Regions from separate parts of the Homo sapiens genome. Here region 2 is linked to region 1. Evidence: read pairs that join two places in POLR2A ChIA-PET (ENCODE). Cell type or tissue: PC-9. All regions are shown on one strand.

The links. ChIA-PET counts read pairs that join two places held together with the same protein. Peaks named below come from ENCODE experiments on the same cell type or tissue, not always from the same donor. Only the 100,000 strongest peaks of a DNase experiment are listed, where the experiment ranks them.
Region 2: POLR2A ChIA-PET joins it to region 1 with 12 read pairs; 4 of 35 experiments call an interaction of 5 or more read pairs at or near these places.

What each region holds. Positions count from the first base shown.
Region 1 is chr17:42,418,599-42,426,598 of GRCh38, reverse strand. CAVIN1 (caveolae associated protein 1) reads left to right here and starts at 3,343. Exons shown (of 2, transcript NM_012232.6): 1 at 3,343-3,972. The coding sequence starts at 3,502. It overlaps LOC102725238 (a long non-coding RNA gene), which reads right to left and starts at 3,411. Exons shown (of 4, transcript XR_007065758.1): 1 at 3,327-3,411; 2 at 1,537-1,708. In PC-9, no CTCF peak of the experiment used is centred here; DNase peaks (open chromatin) are centred at 3,228, 3,808 and 6,808; H3K4me3 peaks cover 2,913 bases; H3K27ac peaks cover 1,238 bases.
Region 2 is chr17:41,948,610-41,956,609 of GRCh38, reverse strand. ODAD4 (outer dynein arm docking complex subunit 4) reads right to left here. Exons shown (of 12, transcript NM_031421.5): 9 at 7,261-7,457; 10 at 1,293-1,393. Among named protein-coding and RNA genes, the nearest start is that of CNP, 14 kb to the left of the region's middle. In PC-9, no CTCF peak of the experiment used is centred here; no DNase peak of the experiment used is centred here.

The DNA of each region.
Region 1 (8,000 bases):
TGATCTTATATACTAGCTTAATTCTACTTGAGCCTCAAATGAGAAAGCCATTTGTTTGTGAGAAAACAGTTATTGAAGTGTTAGGGTACCCGGTGTGGTGGCACACCTGTAGTCCAAGCTACTTGAGAGGGTGAGGTGGGAGGATCACTTGAGTCCAGGAGGTCAAGACTGCAGTGAGCTGTGATTGTGCCACTGCACTCAGCCTGCATGACAGAGCAAGACCTTGTCTCAAAAAAAAAAAAAAAGTTGGAAAAAACACAAAGCCGAAGTGGCTCACGCCTGTATTCCTAGCATTTTGGGAGGCCAAGGCAGGTGGATCCCTTGAGCCTAGGTGTTTGAGACCAGCGTGGGCAACACGGTGAAACCCCATTTCTACAAAAAATACAAAAATTAGCTGGGTGTGATGGTGTGCGCTTATAGTCACAGCTATTTGGGAGGCTGAGGTGGGAGGATCACCTGAACCCGGGAGTTCGAGGCTGCAGGGTCAACAGAGTGAGACTCTGTCTTAAAAAAAAAAAAAAAAAGGCGGGGCACAGTGGCTCACACCTGTAATCCCAGCACTTTGGGAGGCCAAGGTGGGTGGATCACGAGCTCAAGAGATTGAGACCATCCTGCCCAACATGGCGAAACCCCGTGTCTACTAAAAATACAAAAAAAAAATTATCTGGGTGTGGTGGTGCGTGCCTGTAGTCCCAGGTACTCGGGAGGCTGAGGCAGAAGAATCGCTTGAACCCAGGAAGTGGAGGGTGCAGTGAGCCAAGACTGCACCACTACACTCCAGCCTGGCAAAAGAGTGAGACTCCATCTCAAGAAAAAAAAAAAAAAAAAGGAAAAAAAGAGGTTACCAGTAACCACGTATCTTGCCTTTCTAGCAGAAACAGTACTTCAGGATAACCTGATAAACAGCCCTAGTTGATGGCTCCATTTTCTATGAGAATTTCGGATAACAAATATGGTGTTGTAAACCCTTAAAAAACCCTACAATGTTGTTAGGGCACTAACCCAGTCCCTGCACTGTCGGTCTCCTTTCTGAGTTTGTGGGTTCTCTGTCTGGGTTGAGGAGGCCCTGGGTCCCCATAGACCAGTTTTTCACTCTTCCTAATGATAATGGATACCAGACTAGAAGTGACCTTTTGCCAGGACCATCATCCAGCCAGCTGGGGAAACCCAAGTGTGGTTTCCTAAGGAGGGAAAAGGGTTGCCGCTTTTCTGTGGGAAAGGGAGCTGGCGCCACTTCAGACACTCACAGCACCAGTGCTGTGCTAGACAGCAAAATGGGGGAGGATGGGCAGCCTCCCTATTTCTGGACTTTCTGCACTAAGGACCCTCCTTGGGCCTGCTCAGAATTGCCTGCTCCCTTGTACCCAGCATGGATGAAAATATGCTTTGGTTAATCTTCTGAAACAGCACATGGGAGTTGGGGAGTGGCTGTGGGTGCCTGTCTCCCTGCCCCAGTGGAAGGCTTAGAGCAGAAGGTGGAAAGAGCATGAAAGCAGGAGTCCAGACCTGGGTTCAAGTGCCAATGCCAACACTAACCTGCGAGTGATCTCTGGCAAGCCACCTGTCTTCTGCAGGCTTTCCTTTTCCTGTCTGTCAAATGAGGGGGTGGGATTTGATGGTCTCTCCGATGGCTTACTGTTAGTCCCTGGAATCTTGAAAGAGAAATGGACTCCTAGATCCTGCTCACTGAGATTGGTGTCAGCTGCCTCTGAGGGGGCGGTGGGAGGGGGAACACAGGGAAAGGTGAGTTTTAGAGAGAGGTGAGACGTGGGTTTGTGGGTTGCTTTTGTTTTTGTTTTTTTTGTTTTTTTGAGACAGAGTCTCACTCTGTCTGCACTCAGACAGTGGATTACCAACTGGCAGATTACCAACTTACTTTAGAATTTAGGAGAAATGTATTAAAGTAATTTAAATTCCTTCTACTAAGGATTGAAAAAGCTTTTGGAAAAAAGAGGAATTCTACTCTGTAGAATTCCACTCAGGCTGGAGTGCAATGGCGCGAATCTCAGCTCATTGCAACCTCTGCCCCCCGGGTTCAAGTGATTCTCCTGCCTCAGCCTCCCGAATAGCTGGGATTACAGGCATGCGCCACCACGCCTGGCTAATTTTGTATTTTTAGTAGAGATGGGGTTTCTCCATGTTGGTCAGGCTGAGGTCGAACTCCCGACCTCAGGTGATCCACCCACCTCCGCCTCCCAAAATGAGCCACTGCGCCTGGCCTAATTTTTGTATTTGTAACAGAGACGGGGTTTCACCATCTTGGGCCAGGCTGGTCTTGAACTCCTGACCTCGTGATCCACCCGCCTGGGCCTCCCAAAGTGCTGGGATTACAGGCATGAGCCACCGCGCCTGGCCTAAGAGAGGTGGGCTTTTAAAAAGGGCTTTACACCAGGCGCGGTGGCTCCCAGCACTTTGAGAGGCTGAAACCAGCAGATCACTTGAGCTCAGGAGTTCGAGACCAGCCTGGTCAAAATAGTGTACACCCCGTCTCTTAAAAAAATAAAAATTGAAAAAAATAAAAATTGAAATTAGCTGGGCGTGGTGGCAAGCGCCTATAGTCTCATCTACTCAGGAGGCTGAAGTGGGAGGATTGCCTGAGCCCAAGAGGTCGAGGCTGCAGTGAACTGTGATCAGACCGCTGCACTCCAGCCTGGGTGACAGAGTGACACCCTGTCTCAGAAAGGGGGGTTGGGAGGTGGGCTTTATTTTCCGTTTGATTGCCCATCTTAATTCTACTCTGTTAGGGCAATTCTAAAAAGAACTTAGAGGAGCTTCGCAGCCCTTCACCACCACCGTGACCCCAAATACGTTCTCTCTTTCTCCCCCCGCCCCCCACAAACAACCCCCTAAGCTTACCCCTGAGTTAGTAACCTGGTTGGGGTTGGTGATGAGGAAATCCGAGAGGCCTCTTAGAAAATATTGTAAAGGGCAAGGGTCCTTTTGTGCTCAAAATCTAGGTAAAGGCAAATACAAGATTTTGCCTATAATTTCAGAATCTCCTGGTCCACCCGGCTCCCAGATCTTGAGGATTTTCGGATGAGCAATTCAAGTGAGAGGGAAACAGAGAGCAACACTCTTAGAACCTGATTCCGTTCCTCAGCTCGCATTCCTCCGCCCGTCCCGCTCCCGCCGCCAGCGGAGGCCCTAGTCTCCCGCTCCAACTATTCCAACCATCCCGGGAAGGGTGGGGCGCTCGGCTCTTGGGTCCCCCTCCGCCGCCCCGCCTCGTCGATCTCCCCTTCTGCCCCGGTCCCTCCCTTTCTGGGGTGGGGCCAGCCAATCAGCGATCAGACTCCGGAGTTTGGCCCGGGAGCTGGGGAGCTCACCGATCCCCCGCCCAGCAGTTCTGGCCGCTGTCCCGGTGCGCACGGACGTGGCTCGAGTTTCCTCTGCTCTCCGCTCTCGCCCGCTAGCTCTCCTCCCTTCCGCTCCTGCTTCTCTCCGGGTCTCCCGCTCCAGCTCCAGCCCCACCCGGCCGGTCCCGCACGGCTCCGGGTAGCCATGGAGGACCCCACGCTCTATATTGTCGAGCGGCCGCTTCCCGGGTACCCCGACGCCGAGGCCCCGGAGCCTTCCTCCGCTGGGGCTCAGGCAGCGGAGGAGCCGTCGGGGGCCGGCTCAGAAGAGCTGATCAAGTCGGACCAGGTGAACGGCGTGCTGGTGCTGAGCCTCCTGGACAAAATCATCGGGGCCGTAGACCAGATCCAGCTGACTCAAGCACAGCTGGAGGAGCGGCAGGCGGAGATGGAGGGCGCAGTGCAGAGCATCCAGGGCGAGCTGAGCAAGCTGGGCAAGGCGCACGCCACCACGAGCAATACGGTGAGCAAGCTGCTGGAGAAGGTGCGCAAGGTCAGCGTCAACGTGAAGACCGTGCGCGGCAGCCTGGAGCGCCAGGCGGGGCAGATCAAGAAGCTGGAGGTCAACGAGGCCGAGCTGCTGCGGCGCCGCAACTTTAAAGTCATGATCTACCAGGTGAGCCCACAGGGCGGAAGGCGCCCAGAGCTCCCGCGCCCGGCCCGCGTCCCCTGCCTGGGAGTTGGGGTGGGGAGACCTGCCCGTGGCGCTGCTCCCCTCCCAGCCTGGCCCGGGCGCCCGGCAGATCCACCCTCCTTCCGGTGAGCGCGGCTGGGGTGGGGTTGGGTGGGGTAGGATGGGGTGGAGGGAGCGGCGGACTCCTGGGGCGCGTAGAGGGGCGCGCTCTGCACCTCGCACCTCCCCACTCAGATCCTTCCCTCGGGTCCCAAACTTGTAGCAGAACCGAATTAGCGGGTGGACTCGAGGACGCTGCCCCTCGCAGACCGCTCCCTCCCTAATTGGCTCTGTCAAACTTCTTCCTACTTGGGGGAAGTTTCTAGGAAAGTCAGGGGTCCCTCGCGATCGTTGGGGTCCGCTGTAAGCGGACACTGGCTGCGGGGCCCGGGCCTGGGGCCTCTGCGCCTGCGGGCCTGATATAGCGGGTGATTCAGGGCTCAGGCACGCACCAGCGGGGGCTGTGCCAAGCGGGGAACGCGACCGCCAACCTCCTCCCCAGACCCTGCGCCCCCGCGCCCCCACATCGGCCTCGGCGGCCCACCCCTGTCCCCTCGCTGCTCTCTGCTCCTGGCCACCAGGCATTTTCAGGCCCTTGAGGACACCCTCACCCGCGGCGCGCTGGCACCCTGGGCCTCCTGGAAGCGGGCGGGGCTGGGCGGGGAAGAGTGGGCGTCAGGAGTGCAAGAGGGGCTGGTGGAGTGGGTGGACAGCCCCTGCGGGGTCCGGCGGTCTGGGCGCAGTCTGGGCGAGGTGAATCACCCCGCATGCCTGCGGGGGCGGGGGCCAGGCGCAGCAGCGCAGCCGGCGGGAGGAGGCTGGCGCCCCCACCCCCCGGCTCCGCCCGGGGCCACTTGTTGCTTTCTTTGCAGCTCTCCCCATTCTTCACACTTGGATAAAAATGTAGCTTTTGGATCATAACCCCCAATAAACCTGGGAGTCTCGGGTTTCTATGCTGCTCCTCTCCACGCCGCTTCCGCAGTGCCATCGGGGATGAGATTTTGGGCTGGGCGGCAAGTGTTCCAGCCTGGCTCCTCCCCGCCTCCCAAAGGCCTGCTGATGCTCCTAACCCCAGGGAGGCGGGATCGTGTGGGGCAGGGGGGTTAGTCTATGCTCCCCTCTCCCCTTCCTCTCCCTGCTGAAGGGAATGGAAAGAAAGGGAAGGCTGGATTTCCCACACCCTCCAAGTTAGAAGACCCCTTTCCGGGAGTTGTGGCTCTGCTGACTGCTCTGGGGCCTGGTCGAGCCGGGTTCTGAGTGACCATCTGGGGTGAGGCGAGGGGGTCCTTGGCTTGGTTTCCCCAGGAGGAGTTAAGATAGATGCAAATCAGGACAAGTATCTGGGAAGAGTAGAGACAGAAAGGTGGGTCAGCTGGTACCTATCTGAGGTGGTGGGACAGAGGCAGAAGTGGCACTTGTCCCCCTCCCCACCCTTACCCACGGATGACAGACTCCTCCCAGGAGGCATATACGTGGCTTTTAAAAGCTTTACTTCCCCTACTTAAGCACTATTTAGATAGAAAATGTTTGCCCAGAGCTATTTCCACTTAGTCTAACTGCTTGGAGGACGCAGGATGAGAGGGGGGCTTTTGACGTTTTTTAAGAGACCTGCTTAGTACTGGGGACATTGAGAGGAGCGGAACAAGACAGGGGTCTGGGACAGCAAGCCAGCTCTATATTTCCTCCAGAGCCTGGTGTGGCCGAGAGCCACCATGAAGAGCTCGAGGGGTGACCCTTCTCACGCTAACTATCCCAGACCATAGAACCTGGGAAAAGTCTTGGCCTGGAGGTAAACTTCCCTATGCCAAAGATGGAGATTCTGAGAGAAGAGGGAAAGGTATGGAGGGAGAAAGACTTATCTGCAGAGGCCACTGGCATCCCTCTGTTCTGCCCTCTCCAGCAATCTGCAGGGATATGTCTATATTTTAGGGGGTGGGAGGGAATGTGTTCTAATCACAGGTGGCTTCAAATGAATCTGCACTAAACCAAGGCCAGTGGGTGACAGAGAGTTGAGGTAGTAAGAGTAGCTCAAATGGAGTCCCAAACCCACAGAGGGAATAACTAAGAACTGAAATGGTCCCAACCTGGGGAAGACTTCAGACGTAAGGAAAAGATTCCAGCAAATGGGGTGAGGCTTGGGAAAGCAGAACTTCCCTGAGCTGCAGAGCAGATGTTCCAGGTGGGGACCCGGCTGCTGGAGGAAAGCAGAGGCTGCTCCTGCTCCTCCCAGAGGTCTGCAGGCCTGAGAAGGGAAGGAGGTAAAAATAGCTCTGTGCCTTGGCAGGCCTATTAGGGAAGATTGGGGGCAGCAGCATTTATGGTAAAGTCCGGCTGAAGGGGGAGGATGTTGGGTGGCCAGGCAAAGAGACAGAGATTTGGAGAAAGTTTCCTGGGATGGTGTGAATTCTCTGGAGGGGCCATAGGGGAAGGGATGCTGTATTCCCCACTACAGGGGTGGGAGGTGATGATGTGGCAGTGGGGGCGGGGCAGAGAACACCAAGGGATGGGAAGGCCCCCGTTGTGGGATGGAGACATCTGGCCTTCCATACCCTATTCCTGGGGAGAAAAGGAGGGAATCCCTTGTATGGCCCCACCCCAAATTCAGGGAACTTCTAGACTTAATGATTTCACAGCTTTAAGTTTGCATTTGAACACACACACACACACACACACACACACACACACACGAAATTCAGCACCTCCCACCCCAAGGTATCACAGCCCTCATCTTAAACTCACTTCTGAGTCATTACTGCCCTTCTCTGGCATTTCCTTCCCTGTCTCCCAAACAAAACCTAGCAGTTTGACATTGCATTCTATCAGGCGACACTTGGCTAGCAACAGCTAGTAAATGAGAGAAGTGAATTCTACTAGTTATAGGAGTTAATGGACTGAGGGTTGCAGGACGATCAGGCCAGATTGTGAATATAGAGGCAGTTGCTCTAAAATACCATGCAGAGGCCGGGCTAGGTGGCTCGTGCCTGTAATCCCAGCACTTTAGGAGGCTGAGGCAGGTGGATCACTTGAGGTCAGTAGTTCGAGACCAGCCTGGCCAACATGGTGAAACCCCTCTCTACTAAAATACAAAAATTAGCCGGGCATGGTGGTGAGCACCTCTAATCCTGGTTACTCGGGAGGCTGAGGCAGAAGAATGGCTTGAACCTGGGAGGCGGAGGTTGCAGTGAGCGAGATCGTGTTATTGCACTCCAGCCTGGGCGACAGAGTGAGACTCCATCTCAAAAATAATAATAATAATAATAATAACAACAATAAATAAAATAAAATGCCATGCAGATGAGTGGAACTATGATCATTAAAGAACCAATTCTTCCAGGCAACAATTTGTTTTTTGGGGTTTTTTGGTTTTGTTTTTCAGACAAGTTCTCACTCTGTTGCTCAAGCTGGAGTGCAGTGACACAGTCATATCTTACTGCAGTCTCGAACTCTTGGGCTCAAGTGATCCTCCTGGTTCAGCCTCCCGAGTAGCTAGGACTACAGGTGCCCACCACCGTGCCCGGCAAATTGTTTTTTTTCATATTTGTAGAGTCCGGGGTCTCACTTAGTTGCCCAGGCTGATCTCAAACTCCTGGGTTCAAACAGTTCTCCTGTCTGGGCCTCCCAAAGTGCTGAGACTACAGGCATGAGCTACCACGTGCATCCAGTTTGTTTATTTTTAAACTTAAAAGGCTTTATTTTTAATTACTATGGATACATAATAGTTGTACATATTTTTGGAGTACATGTGATATTTCGAGACAAGTATGCAATGTATAATGATCAAATCAGGGTAATTAGAGTATCCGTCATATCAAGCATTTATCATTTCCTTGTGTTAGGAACATCCCAATTCCACTCCTTTAATTATTTTGAAATACGCAATAATTTCTGTTAACTCTATCACCCTATTGTGCTACTGAACGTTAGATCTTATTCCTTCTATCTAACTGTATTTTTGTACCCATTAACCATCC
Region 2 (8,000 bases), 470 kb after region 1:
ATTTTTTTTATTTTTTAGAGATAGGGTTTCGCCATGTTGCCGAGTCCCAGCAACACGTTGGGTCCCAGGCTAGGTCCCACCATACATGGCCCCATCTCTATTTAAAAAAAAAAAAAAAAAAAAAGGCCGGGCATGGTGGCTCATACCAGTAATACCATCACTTTGGAAGGCCGAGGCGGGCAGATCACCTAAGGTCAGGAGTTCGAGACCAGCCTGGCCAACATGGCTAAATCCCATCTCTATTAAAAATACAAAAATTATGGCCAGGCACAGTGGCTCACACCTATAATCCCAGCACTTTGGGAGGCCGAGGCAGACAGATCATTTGAGGTCAGGAGTTCCAAACCAGCCTGGCCAACATGGTGAAACCCCATCTCTACTAAAAATACAAAAATTAGCTGGGCGTGGTGGGGGGGCGCCTGTGATCCCAGCTACTCGGGAGGCTGAGGCAGGTGAATCGTTTGAACCCGGGAGGCGGAGGTTGCAGTGAGCCAAGATCACACCATTGCACTCCAGCCTGGGTGACAAGTGAGACTCAGTCTCAAAAAAAAAAAAAAAAAAAGCTAAGTACAGTTTACACGTGTAATCCCAGCACATTGGGAGGCTGAGGAGGGTGGATTGCCTGAGCTCAGGAGTTCAAGACATAGTGAGACCTCATCTCTACAAAAAAATTTTAAAATGAGGCAGGAGGATAACTTGAGCCCAGGAGGTCGAGGCTGCAATGAGCCATAACAGTGCCACTGCATTCTGACCTGGCCAACGGGAGTGAGACCCTGTCTCAATAAATAAATAAATAAATAAAAATAAGAAAACAGAATGTAATAGGAAATATCAGCATGCAGAGTACGTAGCAGAGGTAAATATATTTTGTAAAATTTTTGTTTCTGGCTGGGCACAGTGGCTCACGCCTGTAATCCCAGCATTTTGAGAGGCCAAGGCGGGCGGATCACAAAGTCAGGAGATCGAGACCATCCTGGCTAACAGTGAAACCCTGTCTCTACTAAAAATACAAAAAATTAGCCAGACGTGGTGGGGGGCGCCTGTAGTCCTAGCTACTTGGGAGGCTGAGGCAGGAGAATGGTGTGAACCCGGAAGCGGAGCTTGCAGTGAGCCGAGATCACGCCATTGCACTCCAGCCTGGGCAACAGAGCAAGACTCTGTCTCAAAACAAATAAACAAACAAACAAAAAAACGGCTGTGGAATGGCGCCCAAGCAGGCTGAGGGGGAACTGAAGGCCTGACCACCCAACCCCACTCCTGACACCCGAAGCCCGGCGGGTGGAAAGGCTCACACTGATGATGGCCTGCTGCGCCTCGTTGTTATGCACAAGCTTTGCTCTCTCCAGGGCCTTCTCAAAATTGTTCACGGCTGACTCGAAGTCTCTCAGCTTCACTGGAGAGCAAGGGGAGAAGGCACAACACAGGTAGAGTGTGACAACGTGTGGTGCATGATGGAGCCTCTGGCTACTCGAGCACTGCCAGGGCCCATCAGAAGCTTGTGTGAGCTGTAGTCGGACCCAGGCCCCAGGGAAGCATCACTGAGCTGCTCAGCACCATCCTTTCCACCGTGTTCCTGGGCTATGTCACCATCGAGAACCAGGACTGAGGAACCTGGGCCTCATTCAAAGGCGTTGGTGAGAGAAGGGGACTGTGGTGCAGTCTAGTGCATACATCATATGTCTCCAGAGTGGAGGAGAAAACCGCATCCTGCTCCATCTTTAGATTGTTCTGGAAGACGAATTTTTTTTTTTTTTTTTTTGAGACAGAGTTTCACTCTTGTTGCCCAGGCTGGAGTGCAATGGGGCAATCTCGGCTCACTGCAACCTCTGCCTCCCAGGTTCAAGCGATTCTCCTGCCTCAGCCTCCTGAGAAGCTGGGATTACAGGCACATGACACCACACCTGGCTAATTTTGTTTTTTAAGTAGAGATGGGGTTTCGTCATGTTGGTCAGGCTGGTCTTAAACCCTGACCTCAGGTGATCCACCTGCCTCGGCCTCCCAAAGTGCTGGGATTACAGGTGTGAGCCACCGCTCGGCCAGAAATTCATATTTTTTAAATGGTCATTCATTTTTTTCAAAAATGATATGCAGACCAAAGCACAGAGGGCTGGATGCAATCCATGGGCCAGCTGCTGGAACCTCAGCTGTCTCGAGTCCAGGCCCCACTCAGGTACAATCTGAACCCGTAGAAAAAGCGGCTCATCTGGGCTCTCCGTGCCAATTAGTGCTGGAGCTGGGACTGAAATGATTAGCAGATTGATTGAGTGATTGATTTGAGCCCTCAGAGCTTCATTTCATTTTAAAAAATTAAATACATATGTCAGGCCGGGCGTGGTGGCTCACGTCTGTAATCCCAGCACTTTGGGAGGCCAAGGTGGGCGGATTGCTTGAGGTCAGGAGTTCGAGACCACCCTGGCCAACATGGTGACATCCCCATCTCTACTAAAAATACAAAAATTAGCCAGGCATGGTGACGGGCGACTGTAAACCCAGCTACTCGGGAGGCTGAGGCAGAAGAATTGCTTGAACCTCAGAGGCAGAGGTTGCAGTGAGCCGAGATCGCGCCACTGCACTCCAGCCTGTGTGACAGAGCAAGACTGTCTCAAAAAAATTAATTAATTAAAAATAAATACATACATACATAGGCTAGGTGCGGTGGCTCACACCTATAATCCCAGCACTTTGGGAGGCTAAGGCAGGCGGATCACTTGAACCAGGAGTTCAAGACCAGCCTGGGCAACATAGTGAGACCCGATCTCTACCAAAAATACAAAATTAGCTGGGTGTGAGGCCGCATGCATGTAGTCCCAGCTACTCGGGAGGCTGAGATGGGAGGATCCCTTGATCCCAGAAGGTCAATGTTGCAGTGAGCCCAGATTGCACTGCTGCACTCCAGCCTGGGTGACAGAGTGAGACCCTGTCTCTCTCTCTCTCTCTCTCTATATATATATATATAATTAAATTAATAGAGACAGGGTCTCACCATGTTGCCCAGCCTGGTCTCGAACTACTGGCCTCAAGCAATCCTCCACCTTGGCCTCCCAAAGTGCTGGGATTACAGGCGTGAACCACCTCACCTAGCCAAGAGCTTCATAAAGGAGAAAGTGCTTACCAGCCAAGGTCTTCACAAACCACTGCTTTCTTTTACAATTGAGTATATCCAAGATCTATCCTCCTCCCAAGCACTGCTTTGAGACCCATGGGGAAAATAAGCCCTTGTGTTCATAAGTCAGACTTTAAAAGGTCATTACAGCCAGTCGCGGTGGCTCACACCTGTAATCCCAACAATTTGGGAGGCCAAGACAGGCGGATCACAAGGTCAGGAGATTGAGATCAGCATGGCCAACATGGTGAAACCCCATCTCTACTAAAAATACAAAAATTAGCCAGGCATGGTGGTGGACGCATGTAATCCCAGCTACCTGGGAGGCTGAGGCAGAAGAATCGCTTGAAATCGGAAGGCAGAGGTTGCACTGAGCTGAGATTGCACCACTGCACTCCAGCCTGGGTGAAACAGCGAAACTCCATCTCAAAAATAAATAAAATAAAATAAAATAAAACGCCATTACACTTGGCTAGACACAGCGGCTCATGCCTGTAATCCCAGCATTTTGGGAGGCCGAGGTGGGAGCACTGCTTGAGCCCAGGAGTTCCAGAACAACCTGGACAACATAGGGAGACCCCGTTCTCTACCAAAAAAAAAATTTGCCAGGCATGGTGGCATGCACCTGTGGTCCCAGCAACTGGGGAGGCTGAGGAGGGAGAATCACCGGAGCCTGGGAGGTTGAGGCTGCAGTGAGCCATGAATGCAGGGACGTGACACTGCACTAAAGTCTGGGTGATAAAGCAAGACTCTATCTCAAAAAAGAAGAAAAAAAAGGCTATTACACTTAAAGGAAATTTAAGTGTAATTCTGAAAATATGTGGAGTCGCAGTATTCCTTTCAAGACCAGTGGGACTCTGACATTAAAGGTCTGCAGAAGAGTCACATGCTTATTCAAGAGAGTAAATCATTCAGGATTATTCTTTCATTCTTTCTGTTTTTTTTTTTTTTTTTTTTTTTTTTTTTGGAGTGAGGGTCAGGGCCTCGCTCTGTATCCCAGGCTGGAATGCAGTGGCATGATCATGGCTCACTGCGGTCTCAACCTGGGCTCAAGTGATCCTTCTACCTCAGCCTCCCAAATATTTGGGATCACAGGTGCCTGCCACCACACTCAGCTAATTTTTTTTTTTTTTTTTTTTTTGATACAGAGTCTCATAGTCGCCTGGACTGGAGTGCAGTGGCACGATCTCAGCTCACTGCAACCTCCGCCTCCCAGGTTCAAGCAACTCTCCTGCCTCAGCCTCCCGAGCAGCTTGGATTACAAGCATGCACCACCACGCCCGGCTAATTTTTTGGATTTTTAGTAGAGATGGGGTTTCACTATGTTGGCCAGGCTGGTCTTGAACTCCTGACCTTGTGATCTGCCCACCTTGGCCTCCCAAAGTGCAGGGATTACAGGCATGGGCCACTGTGCCCCGCCCTAATTTTTATTTTTTGTAGAGATGAGGTCTCTTTAAGTTGCCTTATTTTTTGTAAAGATGAGATCTCCCTATGTTGCCCAGGCTGGTATCAAACTCCTGGGCTCAACCGATCCTCCCACCTTGGCTTCCCAAAGTGCCAGGATTATAAGTGTTAGCCACTATGGCCAGGCTAATTTTTTTTTTTTTTTTTTTTTTTTTTTTTGCGACAGAGTCTCGTTCTTTCACCCAGACTGGAGCACAGTGGCGCAATCTGGGCTCACTGCAACCTCCGCCTCCTGGATTCAAGCAGTTCTCCTGCCTCAGCCTCCCGAGTAGTTGGGACTACAGGCGTGTGCCACCACACCTGGCTAATTTTTGTATTTTTAGTAGAGACGAGGTTTCACCTTGTTGGTCAGGCTGGTACCAAACTCCTGACCTCAGGTGATCCACCTGCCTCGGCCTCCCAAAGTGCTGGGATTACATGCGTGAGCCACCGTGCCTGTCCCCAGCCTAATTTTTAACTGAGTATGTAATTTAAAGTTATCTCAATGTGACAGGAAAACCACTTGACCCCGGGAGGCGGAGGTTGCAGTGAGCCAAGATCGCGCCACTGCATTCCAGACTGGGCAACAGAGTGAGACGCCTTCTCAAAAAAATAAATAAATAAAGTTCACCGGCTTGTAAGGATAAAGTTCAATGATTTTGAGAAAATTTACAGAGTTGAGGCCGGGCACAGTGGCTCACAACTGTAATCCCAGCACTTTGGGAGGCTGAAGCAGGCAGATCACGAGGTCAAGAGTTCAAGACCAGCCTGACCAACTTGGTGAAATCCCGTCTCTACTAAAAATACAAACATTAGCCAGGTGTGGTGGCGCACGCCTGTAATCCCAGCTACTCAGGAGACTGAGGCAGGAGAATAGCTTGAACACGGGAGGCGGAGGTTGCAGTGAGCCAAGATTGTGCCACTGCACTCCAGTCTAGGTGACAGAGCAAGACTCCATCTCAAAAAAAAAAAAGAAGAAAATTTACAGAGTTGTACAGTGGCCACCACAATCCCATTTTAGAACATTTCCATCACTCTGAAAGGTTCCCTTGGAGGCCGGGTGCAGTGGCTTATGCCTATAATCCCAGCACTTTGGGAGGCAGAGGCGGGCAGATCACTTGAGGTCAGAAGTTCGAGACCAGCCTGACCAACATGGTGAAACCCCATCTCTACAAAAATACAAAAAAATTAGCCAGGAGTGGTGGCACACGCCTGTAATCCCAGCTACTCGGAAGGCTGAGACAGCAGAATCGCTTGAACCCAGGAGACAGAGGTTGCAGTGAGCCGAGATTGTGTCACTACACTCCAGCCTGGGTGACACAGCAAGACTCCATCTCAAAAAATAAAAATAAAGAAATAAAATAAATTAAAAAATAAAAGGTTTCCTCGGCCAGGCGCAGTGGCTCACACCTGTAATCCCAGCACTTTGGTAGGCTGAGGTGGGTGGATCACTTGAGGCCAGGAGTTTGAAACCAGCCAACATAGTGAAACTGCATCTCTAAAAATACAAAGACATAGCTGGGTATTATGGTGCACACATGTAATCCCAGCTACTCAGGAAGCTGAGGCACAGGAATCATTTGAACCCATGAGGCAGAGGTTGCAGTGAGCTGAGATCGCGCCACTGCACTCCAGCCTGGGTGACAGAGTGAGTCTCCATCTCAAAAAAAAAAAAAAAGCTTCCCTCATAGGACTTGGGGAGTCTACTGGACCTCTCTGTGCCTCAGTTTCCCTATCTCTAAAATAAGGATGATAATGCCTACCTACATCATAATGATTCAATACAAGAATGCTGGCTGGGTGTGGTGGCTCATGCCTGTAATCCCAGCACTTTGGGAAGCTGAGGCGGGTGGATCACCTGAGGTCAGGAGTTCGAGAACAGCCTGGCCAACGTGGTGAAACCCCGTCTCTACTAAAAATACAAAAATTAGCCGGGTGTGGTGGTGCGCGCCTGTAATCCCAGCTACCCTGGAGGCTGAAGCAGGAGAATCGCTTGAACCCGGGAGGCCAAGGTTGCAGTGAGCTGAGATCGTGCCCCTGCAGTCTAGCCTGGGTAACATAGTGAGACTTCGTCTCAAAAAACAAAACAGGGCCGGGCATGGTGGCTCACGCCTGTAATCCTAGCACTTTGGGAGGCCGAGGCGTTTGGATCACCTGAGGTCAGGAATTTGAGACCAGCCTAGCCAACATGGTGAAACCCTGTCTCTACTAAAAACACAAAAAATTAGCCAGGTGTGGTGGCAGACGCCTGTAATCCCAGCTACTTGGGAGCCTGAAGCAGAAGAATCACTTGAACCTGGGAGGCAGAGGTTGCAATGAGCCGAGATCGCACCACTGCACTCCAGCCTGGGCAACAAAAGCGAAACTCTGTCTCAAAAACAAAATGAAACAAAACAAAAAAAAAGTACCAAGGCAGAAGGAAAGTGGCTCAATACATGGGCACTGTTGTGAGGATGACACGATGCTGTGTGGGTCTGCAGCTGACCTCCTCAAGGGCAGAGGTAGGCTCAAGGTACCCCAAGCTCTAACCAAGCTTTGCTTAATGAAAGCACTTACCACGTGCTGGTCAAAATAGAGTGGCTTATCCCCACTCTCAGAATAATCTGGGAAGGAGAAACACTGGGATGGTAAACTCAGTCCACAAGACTCCTAGCCCTGGTGTGAGCTGGGCCTGAAGGCTGGAAAAGGTAGGGTGGTCATCTCTGAGCCCATACCTTGTGCCTGGGCCACCAGAACACTGGCATTCAGTTGCCACTCAATGTCCCCTTCCTCCTCGGCACACTGCTGGGACTTCTCGCCATAATTCTGGGCCTGCCAGGCCTGGTCCAGCTCCAAGTAGCAGCGGCCGATCTCGTGGAACAGCCAGGTCTTCTCCAGGGTGGTTTTTGCCAGAGGGATCTTTTCTTCCCACCTGGGGACATGAAGAACCAGAGTCAGCTTCATCCCCCAAAACCATGCACTGGGCCACAGGATGCCAAGGCTTCCTGCTGGGTGGCGGAATAAAACTTGTTCTCCAGCTACCAGTTCTTTTGGATACAAGGGTGGAGTTCATAAGCATAAAGATATTTTAAGACTACTGAGACTATTTTGGTAACACCTATGGAATGTGGAATTTAATACAACAGTTGAGGCTGGCGTGGTGGCTCATGTCTCTAGCGCTTTGGGAGGCTGAAGTGGGCAGATCACCTGAGGTCAGGAGTTCGAGATCAGCCTAGACAAGCTGGCAAAACCCTGTCTGTCTACTAAAAATACAAAAATTAGCCAGGCATGGTGGCAGGCGCCTGTAGTCCAGCTACTCGGGAGGCTGAGGCAGAAGAATCACTTGAACCCGGGAGGTGGAGGTTGCAGTGAGCCAAGATTATGCCACTGCACTCCAGCCTGGGTGACAGAGCAAGACTCCATCTCAAAACACACACACATACACACAACATAAATAATGTTTAAGAATATTATT